2 separate regions of the Homo sapiens genome follow, and region 2 is linked to region 1. A link is a contact called in ENCODE Hi-C or POLR2A ChIA-PET data. All regions are on one chromosome and are shown on one strand. Each heading gives the region's core, a stretch centred on a gene start or an enhancer-like site at or near the end of the contact. The rest is flanking DNA. Distances are from core to core; before and after follow the strand shown.

Region 1 (4,852 bases), core at 1,218-3,717:
AGGTTTGGGGAGGTTTCTACAATGAAATCCTAACCCGGTATCAGTAACTGGAAAAACAGATAGAAAAGGGCTAAGGTGTCAGGATTTCTGACAGGGGTCATTGATATTTCTCCTCCGCCCACTGCCTTACCATTAGAATGGCTCTTTCCACCTAATCAAACAGTCAAAACCTTGCAAATTTCTCTTTCTTTAATTACACAAATTGCATCTACGGGCAAGCATAGGTCAAAAATGCTTATGGGATATGATCCTGACAAAATTATTGTTCCTTTAGACTCCCAGCAACAAGCCGCAACTTGGGAAATGGTGACTGCCTGGCAAACTCTTTTGCAGATTTCGTGGGTGCTATAGATAACCACTACCCCTTAGACAAAATTTTACAATTTTATAAAATCCACTCTTTCATTCTTCTTGTGATTACTCATCACACGCCTATTCCAGGTGGACAGACTTATTTTACTGATGGCTCTTCCAAAGGTCATGCCACTATCTATGGACCTAAACACACTCAAACAATAATGACCCCTGGTGCTTTAGCTCAATGCTCAGAGCTAATTGTAGTCATTCAGGTTTTACAGCTTACAGCTTCAGATCCTGTCAACATTGTCTGTGATTCAGCTTATGTTGTAAATGTAGCCCATTGCATAAAAGCTTCTACAGTTAAAAGTACACTAGACCCAGAACTGCTTAATTTGTTTCACTTATTCTCATATGCTGCATGCTACATGCCAAACAGGTGAGACAGCTGTTCATGTACAGCTACACTGTCATCATTTGCTCATATGGGGCTACCTAAACAAAAACTGACAAGGGACCCACTTAATCTAGTCATGCTTTTCAAAATTTCTTACAGCTTTGGGCTATAACCCAAAAAACAGGAATTCCTTATAATCCTAGAGGACAAGGCATTATAGAACAGGCACATCAAATATTACAACGCATGCTGAAAAAACAAAAAAGGGGTATAGGAGGCCAACTACCACCTTAATCAAAACTACATTTAGCCTTATTTACTTTAAATTTTTTGACTGCTGGTATGGATGGTAAGACTCCAGCAGAAAGACATTGGCAAATGTTAGAGGAAAAGAGGAAAGTTTATCCAAAAGTGTTATGGAAAACGCCGGAAAAAGGAAAATGGAAAGGTCCAGTGGATTTACTGATGAGGGGAAGAAGGCATGCTTGTGTTTTTACAGGAGATGGACAAACCGTGTGGGTGCCCTCAAGGTGCGTGCGACTATGGAATGGGAGACTGGAGGAACACAGGGTGGCCAACCATGGGCCCAGTCCCTCTGATACAAGCCATGAGTCAGCTAAGCCTGAGTGCAAAGATGGAGAGAAGGCCAACCGGAGTCACGACACAGTTCTAATGTTACATTTGTAAAGAGTATCACCACTCAATTTACAGTTTGTGTTTTTAATCCTTATGTCTTTTTGGCAGCTAAGAAGGACCAGCTCTAGGTAAACAATACCCAATTGACCTATAAATCTTGCCAGTTATATCACTGCATTAATCATAGCACATTGCAAACATGTAATATCTCTACTTTGTTGATTTTAGGTCTCATCCCTGGGCTATGGATTCCCGTTAATCTGTCTGAGCCTTGGGCTGCCACACCTGCTTTGCATTTTGTAAAAACTTCTTCTAACTCAGCTAACTCATTGTGTCCATAGAGCCTTAGGCACGATAATTTTTGCTATTGTTTCCTTGATCACACCAATAACTTCTGTTGTGATATCTTCTGTAGCTTTGCATAGTTCTATTCAAACAGCTTAGTACATGGAGAACTGGACATGCACAGCCAGCCAAGCGTGGCTACTTCAGAATAAAATTAACACTGAGTTACAAACTGAAGTGGTAATGTTGAAATCCATGGTTCTATGGTTAGGGGAACAAGAACAAAGCTTGCAATTGCAGCAACAATTGTGTTGTCATTTTACTCACACTCATATTTGTGTAACCAACTTAGAATATAACCAAAGTAAGTATCCGTGGGACCTTGTGGAAGCCCATTTTCAGGGAGCTTTCACATCCAACATCACCTTTGATATTGGTGAATTACAAAACAAAATTCTTGATTTAAACAGGCAAACTCAAGAATTTGAGCCTTCTTTAGAAGACTGGACCGGATTCCAGCAAGGCCTGGAGAGCCTCAACCCTTGGAACTATCTAACACACCACAGTTACATCTTTTATGTGGTTCTTGGAATAATGTTGTTTTGTCTCTGTCTTCTGTTTATAGTCTGTAAAATCAGATGGACTGCCAATTGGAGAATGAGAGCTGCCCAGCCTGGCCTTATGTTCTTTCAATTAATTCATAAACAGAAAGGGGGATATGCAGGGAGCCGAAGGCCCGTAGGATTCGGCATTCCACTGGAGGCTATGTGATCAAACAGCAAACTGTTTATCATGAATGCAGAATGTGGGCAAACTCACAACTGCTCCTGCCGACAGAAGGTTTGCTGGAGGCAATCACTCCCTGGCACTGAGGTTATCTACTGCGACATCTAGAGCCTGTTGTTCGAGGAATGCAGTCTTGCAAGCCTACTCTGGACTGAGCAGCTGACCCCTTCTTCCACCCCCCTTCTCACTATCTCTTTTGCCTAATAAATATGGAGGGCTGTGTAAAGCTCAGGGCCCTTGTCTACTAGAAGCAAAGTGCCCCCTGACTCCTTCTTCCAAATACACTCTTTTGTCTCTTGTCTTTTATTCCCGCATTCACTCCCTTTGTTCGGTCCCCCTAGGTCTGTGTGGGTTACACAGTGGCACCCCGAATAGTGACAGAATCAGGTGTTCCACATTTTATGAACACCCTTCCCATCATTTGTCATTTGGTGAATTATTACTCATCCTTCAGATTTTAGCTTTCAAGCCATTTCCTTGGAGAGACTTCCCCCAAGCCCCCTCATATTGACCATTTCCCTCTATGATTCTCCTTCAAAGGACACTCTGCTTTTCCATTTTATGCTTATAGTAAGTTGCCTTCCTATATTTACTGGTGTGTTTATCTGATTAATATCTTTCTCCCAACTAAACTGCACAGAAATGTTGAGATGGGCCCTGAAGTTCTCCAAGGTAGATAGATGGTGGCAGTGAAGTTGTGATAAGGAGGGAGGGCAAGAGGGGACGTGGCCAGAAGCCCACAGGTCCCTGGCTGATGGAAACATGAGGTGTGAAGAGGGACAGCATTTTCAGAAACTTTGAGTGCCGTTTTCCCTCTTGACCCCACAACCCCCTCCACCTAGGTCCTCATTTCCTTGCTCCTCTTGATAATAAAAGTTTTCAAAAGAATCATTCATGCCCCTTGTCTCCTATTGCTCTCATCACAGTCACAAAATCAGGCTTTTGTACCCACTACACAACCAAAATATTTTGTCAAGGCCAGCTATGCGCCTCCAAGTGGCTGAATCCCAGGGACTACAGTCACTCCTCATTCTCTCTTGGCCCATCAGCGGCAGTAGACACAGCTGTGGGCCCCACCTTCCTGAAGCCTTCTCTTCCCCTTGCAGACCGCTCCTCTGCTTCTCCTCCCTCGCCAGCCACTCCTTCCCAGTCCCCTTTGCTGGTGTCTCCTGACTGCCTTGACCACTGAATGCTGGGGGCTCCCAGGTTCAGGCCTGGGTCTCCGCTTCTCTGACCACAATCACTCCCTTGGTGATGTTCATTCTGAGGCACACAGGTTTTAAATGCCTCCTGTAAGTCAACAGCTCCCAAATCAGTATTACTAGCTTAACCTCCTTCCTGGACGACTGACTCTATACTCAGCTGCCTGCCTGCAACCTCCCCTTAGAGATTGTAGATATGTCAAACTACACATGGCCCAAAGCAAGCTCCTGGCTCTCTTCTCACCCCACCCTGATCCTCCTGCTTTTTTCCCCATCCCAGTAAATGACAACTCTGTCTGTCCATGAGCTCAGGCCAAAACCTCTGTGTTGCCTTGACTCCTCCCCACGTCCAATTCATCACCATCGTCAGAGGTGGTCCTCCTGTGTCTGCCTTTGCCTTCTTGCCGCTCTTTCTCAACCGTGCAGCCTCAGCAACCTTTGGAAAGGAGAGTCAGGTCATGTCACTTCTTGGCTAAAAAGATTTCAGTGACTTGCATCTACTCAGAACAAATCCAAAGTCCCAACAGCAGTGCACAAGGCCCTACCTGACCTGCCCCCAACCAACTCTCCACCCTCCCTCCTCATCTCTGACCCCTCTCCTTCTTGCACCCTTTTCTCCAGCTTCCCTGGTTTCCCTGATGTTCCTTAAATGTGACAAGCTCACTCCTGCCCCAGGGTCTTTGCACCATTGGTTTTCCTGCCTGCAGTACTTTTTGCAGATGGCCCCGAGACTTGCTTCCTCATTTTTTCAGAGTTCTGCTCAATATCAGCGTCTCCATAATACCTTCCTTGACTGCCCTGTTATCAATGGCAACCCCATGTCCCCAGAGCTTCCTATGCCCTTAAGCTGCATTTTAAAATTTCACAGCATGTATCCCCATCTCATTTTCTATATTCGCTTGTTCGTTTATTGCCCATCTCACCGGCTAGAACCTGAGTTCCATGAAAGTGAGAACTGTATGCCCAGCTCACCTCTGCAGCTGGGAAGAGGCCCTGCTAAAGGAATGAATGAGACTCTGCTCAATAAATATTTATAGATTAAACCAACAAGTAAGTGGATTTATATTTACTTCCACGTGGATCTCAGGGTTATGTTCAAGATGTCATCTAGTAATGAGAGTTGTGAACTGGGATTCTGAGGAAACAGCTCATTCCTGACTCCTTACTAACCCTTTTGTATGTTTTCAAAGCAAACATGCAAAGCATGAAGACCTTCAAAAACCCTTCTCTTCCCTCTCAAACCCTGATT
Region 2 (4,852 bases), core at 1,379-3,878, 61 kb after region 1:
TATTTTTAGGTGATAAGTTTGAACCTCCTGAGGAGTAAACCCTTTCTCTCAGCTTGCATATAGTTGATCCCAGGCTAGCTAAGCATCTTCAGCACTTGATGGACATGTTTGGGGGAGTGAGAGTGTGTGTGTGTGCATGTGTGTGTGTGTGTCTGTGTCAGAATGTATGGGTGAGTAGGAGAGATTGAGAAAGAGAAAAAAGAGAGAGAAGACAGAATGAGAGAATGTATTTTAAAGCATACCAGCCAATGTCACTCCTTATGTAAGCCCAATAGCTTCCCAGGGGATTGGGGTTGTATTCAGGGCCCCATCATTAGCTGATTAAGGCTGATTATTCCAAGGGGAGGGGGTAGTGAAAAGGGACAAGAAGTTACATAACTATCCATTTATTTAGATTTAATCCATGTTTCTAAATTTAGGAGCTGGAAGAATTCAAAGGTGCGCCCCCTGGCATTAGAAGTGGTGCTGGCCACACAGGGGAACGTGGGTGTGGTGAGTGTTGGAGACCAATACCACCCAGGGTCACAGTGGGGGATTTTTCCCAGGGCACAGTTCAGGGACTTCATCTCACAATCCCAGGAGAACTGTAAAAGGACCCAGTATTGCTCAACCCATTTCATACCCTGGAGCAGGTGCATAATGTGACTAGGATGGGGGCAGTGTTACAGAGGGGTGGAGAGCATGCTGATGTGGGAGAGGGAACCAGAACTGAATGTCCTGTGAAGGGGAGCAGCTCTAGGAAAACCTGGACAGTCATGGTCACCCCCAGGGTATCGCATGTGTTCATGCATATGTCCTAGTGTGGCCATTTCCAGATGGATTCCCTTTCTGCGTGGACTCATAGCTTTGCTGTTCTAAACATTTTGTGCAGGGGTGTAGAAAATCATGAAAGTCATTCAGGTTCTGCCTTCCACAAGGTCGCTGCATTTAAGTGGGCCTCTCTCATATCAAAAATAGTGTAGGTTCACATACATAAAGAGGTAATTTATTTGCAGATGGCTGCAAAGGACACTCTAACAAAATAATTATTACAACTTTTTTGGAAGCTAGAAGTATCTTGAGCAAAGGGAGTCATTTTCTGATTTGAGCAAAGACACCACATGGGCTCACAGTGACCTGCCTCTAACTTCCACGGATGCTGACTGTATCCAACTCCGAGTTCACATCAATAGTGATCCTGTTTAGAGAGAAGCTGCTGAAAGCTGAGGATAAAGAACAGCTGCAGAGCTGTGACTCATCATTCAAGGTCTCAGAAACATTGCAAAGGCCATTGCAAAGAGGTGACAGCACTCTGTAAGAGCGCATGAGGTAAGGTGCATATAAAAGCACTTTATTAACTGTAAGGAATCCACATTCATTTGAGGAAAGGCTGTGAAGTTGTGTTATAGTAGAACACATGCCAGACTTGAACTCAGCGGCTTTCTAGTTCTGTTACCAGTAAGAATCACATGGAAAAAAGGCTGCAAGAGACCCTGCTCCAGAGCCTGGCTCACAACGAACCCTCTATGAATGATTGATTTCTCTCTCAACACTACTTTTAAAGCACCCCGGCAGTGTGGACACTGGAATGTGATATTTTCTTTGAAACCCTATGTACTTACAATAAAATTCCAATTTGTTACCCTGACTAAAAATCCTGTGTCTGACGCCCTGCCCCCCAGTCCCACTCATGCCCTGCCACACTCTCTGGGCTCACTCTACTCCTTCCCTTGAACACACCAAGCCCATTCCTACCCCAGGGACTTTGCACTCACCACTCCTCTTCCTGGAACACTCTTCCCTCATCTTTCCTTGACTGGCTGTTTATCCTCATTCATGTCTCAGCATGAATGTCACCTCCTAGATGGAAAATAGCCCCTGGTGCCTCCAACCACCTCACTCTACTTCAACTTTCTGCATTGTCCTTACTGCTTTCATACACTTTCATCCTCTGCTTGCTTATTTTCTGTCTCCACCACCAAAATTTAAGCTCCACAAGGGCAGAGATTTTTGTCTGTCTTGCTCACTACTGTAGTCCAAACGGCGGGTGTCTGACAGAGGGTGTTGATGAATGACCGCACTTTGTGAGAATGGAGAGGTCAGCACCTTCCACGCTTAGGAGCCCCTCTCAGCTTCATCCTTCCCCACTCCCCCGCTTTTTCTCTCCACGGATTGCCTCTCCTTTTGTCCACATTTCTCTCATATTCCACTAGATGACTTCCCACTCTTTTCCTTATCCCCTTGCTTGCTCTGCAGAGAGCTTTGAACATCTTGTTCTTTCTGTTCTCAAGGCTGGGATGACTTAACCTTCCCCCTGTCTCATCTTTCTGAATATCCGTCTGTTGGCTTGGATCCTCTTCTCTTTGACCCTGGGAGAAAAACATGAAGCCAGCATGGGAGTCAGGGGTGGGAGAGAGTTTAGATGACCAAGGAGCCACTGCCTCCAGAGGCAGGGAGTCCTCATTCCTGAGGCTGTGAGTGGAGGCTGAATGACCACGGCCTTCTCACAGTCCACCCCACCCTCTGGGGAGGCCTGCAGACTCTGCCGCTGCTGCAGACAAGCTTTTACTTCCCTTCTTCAAGCCACGCTTTTAAAAAATCTGCTATGTGAGCACTCCAATGAATTGGTTTGGCTTCTGCCGGCTGTTAGCTGGACTAAGGAATTTGAATGGCACTTTACAGCTTACAAGGCTCTTTCATCATTCATTAATTTGGCAAATGTTTACCTAGCATCTGCATGACAGGCATGCCTTTATTGTTTTATTGGGCTTCACTTTATGGCACTTCAAAGACATTGTGTTTTTTACAAATTGAAGGTTTCTGGCAACCCTGTGTTGAGCAAGTCTCTCGGCGCCATTGTTTTCAACAGTGCATGTGCACTTTGTGTCTCTGTGTCACGTCTTGGTAATTCTCAGAATATTTCAAACTTTTATCAGTATTATTATATCTGTTACGGTGATCTGTGATCAGTGATCTTTGATGTTACTATTGCAATCGTTTAGGGGCACCATGAACTGTGCCCATGTAAGACGTGAACTTAATCTATCAATATGTGTATTCTGCCTGTTCCACCAACCGGCTGTTCCTCCATCTCTCTCCCTCACCCCAGGCCTCCCTATTTCCTGAAACACAACAGTATTGAAGTTAGGCCAATGATGGCCTCTAAGTGTTCAAGTGAAAGAAGGAGCCATACATCTTTCACTTTAAACCAAACGCTAGAAATGATTAAGCTTAGTGAGGGAGGCACCTCGAAAGCCAAGACTGACTAAAAGTGAGTCCTTTTGTGCCAAATAGTTAGCCAATTGTGAATGCAAAGGAAAGTCTTTGAAAGAAATTAAAAGTGTTATTCTAGTGAATTCACAAACAATAAGACAGTGAAGCAGCCTTGTTGCTGATATGGAGTAAGTTTGAGTGGTCTGGACAGAAGATCAAACCAGCCGCAGCATTCCCTTAAGCCAAAGCCTAATCCAGAGCAAGGCCGTAACTCATCCATTCTTGTTTGTTTGTTTGTTTGTTTGTTGGTTTGTTTTGAGACACAGTCTCGCTCTGTTGCCCAGGCTGGAGTGCAGTGACACAATCTCAGCTCACCTCAACCTCCATCTCCCGGTTCAAGTGATTCTCCTGCCTCAGCCTCCCAAGTAGCTGGGACTATAGGCACGTGCCACCACGCCCAGCTAATTTTTGTATTTTTATTAGAGATGGGATTTCTCTATGTTGGCCAGGCTGGTCTTAAACTCCTGACTTCAAGTGATCCACCTGCCTCGGCCTCCCAAAGTGCTGGGATTACAGGTGTGAGCCACCACACCCGGCCCTTACTCATCAATTCTATGAAGGCTCAAGAGAGGAGAGAAAGCTGCAAAACAAAAGTTGGAAGCTAACAGAGGTTGATTTAGAGATTTAAGGAAAGAAGCCATTTCTGTAACATGAAAGTGCAAGGAAAAGCAGCAAGTGCTGATGTAGAAACTGCATCGAGTTGTCCAGATCTACTAGCTAAGAGCATTGATGAAGGTGGCAACACTAACAACAGGTTTTCAATATAGCTGAAACAGCCTTCACTGGAAGAATATGCCATCTAGGACTTACATAGCTGGAGAGGAGAAGTTAACGCCTGACTACAAAGCTTCAAAGGACAGGCTGACTCTCTTGTATAGGGGCTAGTGCAGCTGATGACTTTAAGTTGAAGCCAATGCTCATTGGCCATTTCCAAAACAGTAGGGCCCTGAAGAATGATGCTAAATCTACTCTGCCTGTGCTCTAGAAATGGAACAACAGAGCCTGGGTGGCAGCACATCTGTTTACAGCATGGCTTATTGAACACTTTAAGCCCATTGTTGACCTACTGCTCAGGAAAAAAATATTCCTTTCAAATATGACTGCCCATTAACAATAGACTTGGTCACCTGAGAGCTCCCACGGAGATGTGCAAGGACATGAATGCTGTTTTCATGCCTGCTAACACAACATCCATTCTGCAGCCCATGGATCAAGGAGTCATTTTGACTTTCTTATGATTGAAGAAACACATTTCATAATGAGAGGTGACAGTGTGCTGGCAGTCCTCACAGCCCTCGCTCACTCTCGGTGCCTCCTCTGCCTGGGCTCCCACTTTGGCGGCACTTGAGGAGCCCTTCAGCCTGCCGCTGCACTGTGGGAACCCCTTTCTGGAGCCGGCTCCCTTAGCTTGCGGGGAAGGTGTGGAGGGAGAGGCGCGGGTGGGAACCAGGGCTGCCCGCGGTGCTTGCGGGCCAGCACGAGTTCCGGGTGGGCGTGGGCTCGGCAGGCCCCGCACTCGGAGCGGCCGGCCGGCGGACCCCGCGGGCCCCGGGCAGTGAGGGGCTTAGCACCTGGGCCAGCAGCTTTTGTGCTCAATTTC

The links. Hi-C counts contacts between places; a loop is a spot of excess contacts on that map. ChIA-PET counts read pairs that join two places held with the same protein, here RNA polymerase II (POLR2A). Pooled maps may share reads with other maps.
Region 2: a map of Caco-2 shows a loop between it and region 1 (8-fold over the local background). The contact joins two enhancer-like sites. A Hi-C loop is called at or near these places in 4 of 168 maps with a recorded cell type or tissue (Caco-2, IMR-90, cardiac septum and 1 more) and 1 of 50 pooled maps. POLR2A ChIA-PET finds 5 or more read pairs at or near these places in 2 of 52 experiments (AG04449 and T-cell).

What each region holds. Positions count from the first base shown.
Region 1 is chr3:14,227,465-14,232,316 of GRCh38, forward strand. LOC105376958 (a long non-coding RNA gene) reads left to right here. Exons shown (of 2, transcript XR_940606.3): 2 at 2,241-2,685. Among named protein-coding and RNA genes, the nearest start is that of LSM3, 51 kb to the left of the region's middle. Within about 2 kb of position 2,468, at least 5 of the 41 ENCODE cell types and tissues checked have a DNase peak (open chromatin) inside an H3K27ac peak, as active enhancers do.
Region 2 is chr3:14,288,528-14,293,379 of GRCh38, forward strand. No RefSeq gene overlaps it. Among named protein-coding and RNA genes, the nearest start is that of LINC01267, 62 kb to the right of the region's middle. RefSeq lists enhancers at 2,560-3,261, 3,262-3,962. Within about 2 kb of position 2,629, at least 2 of the 41 ENCODE cell types and tissues checked have a DNase peak (open chromatin) inside an H3K27ac peak, as active enhancers do.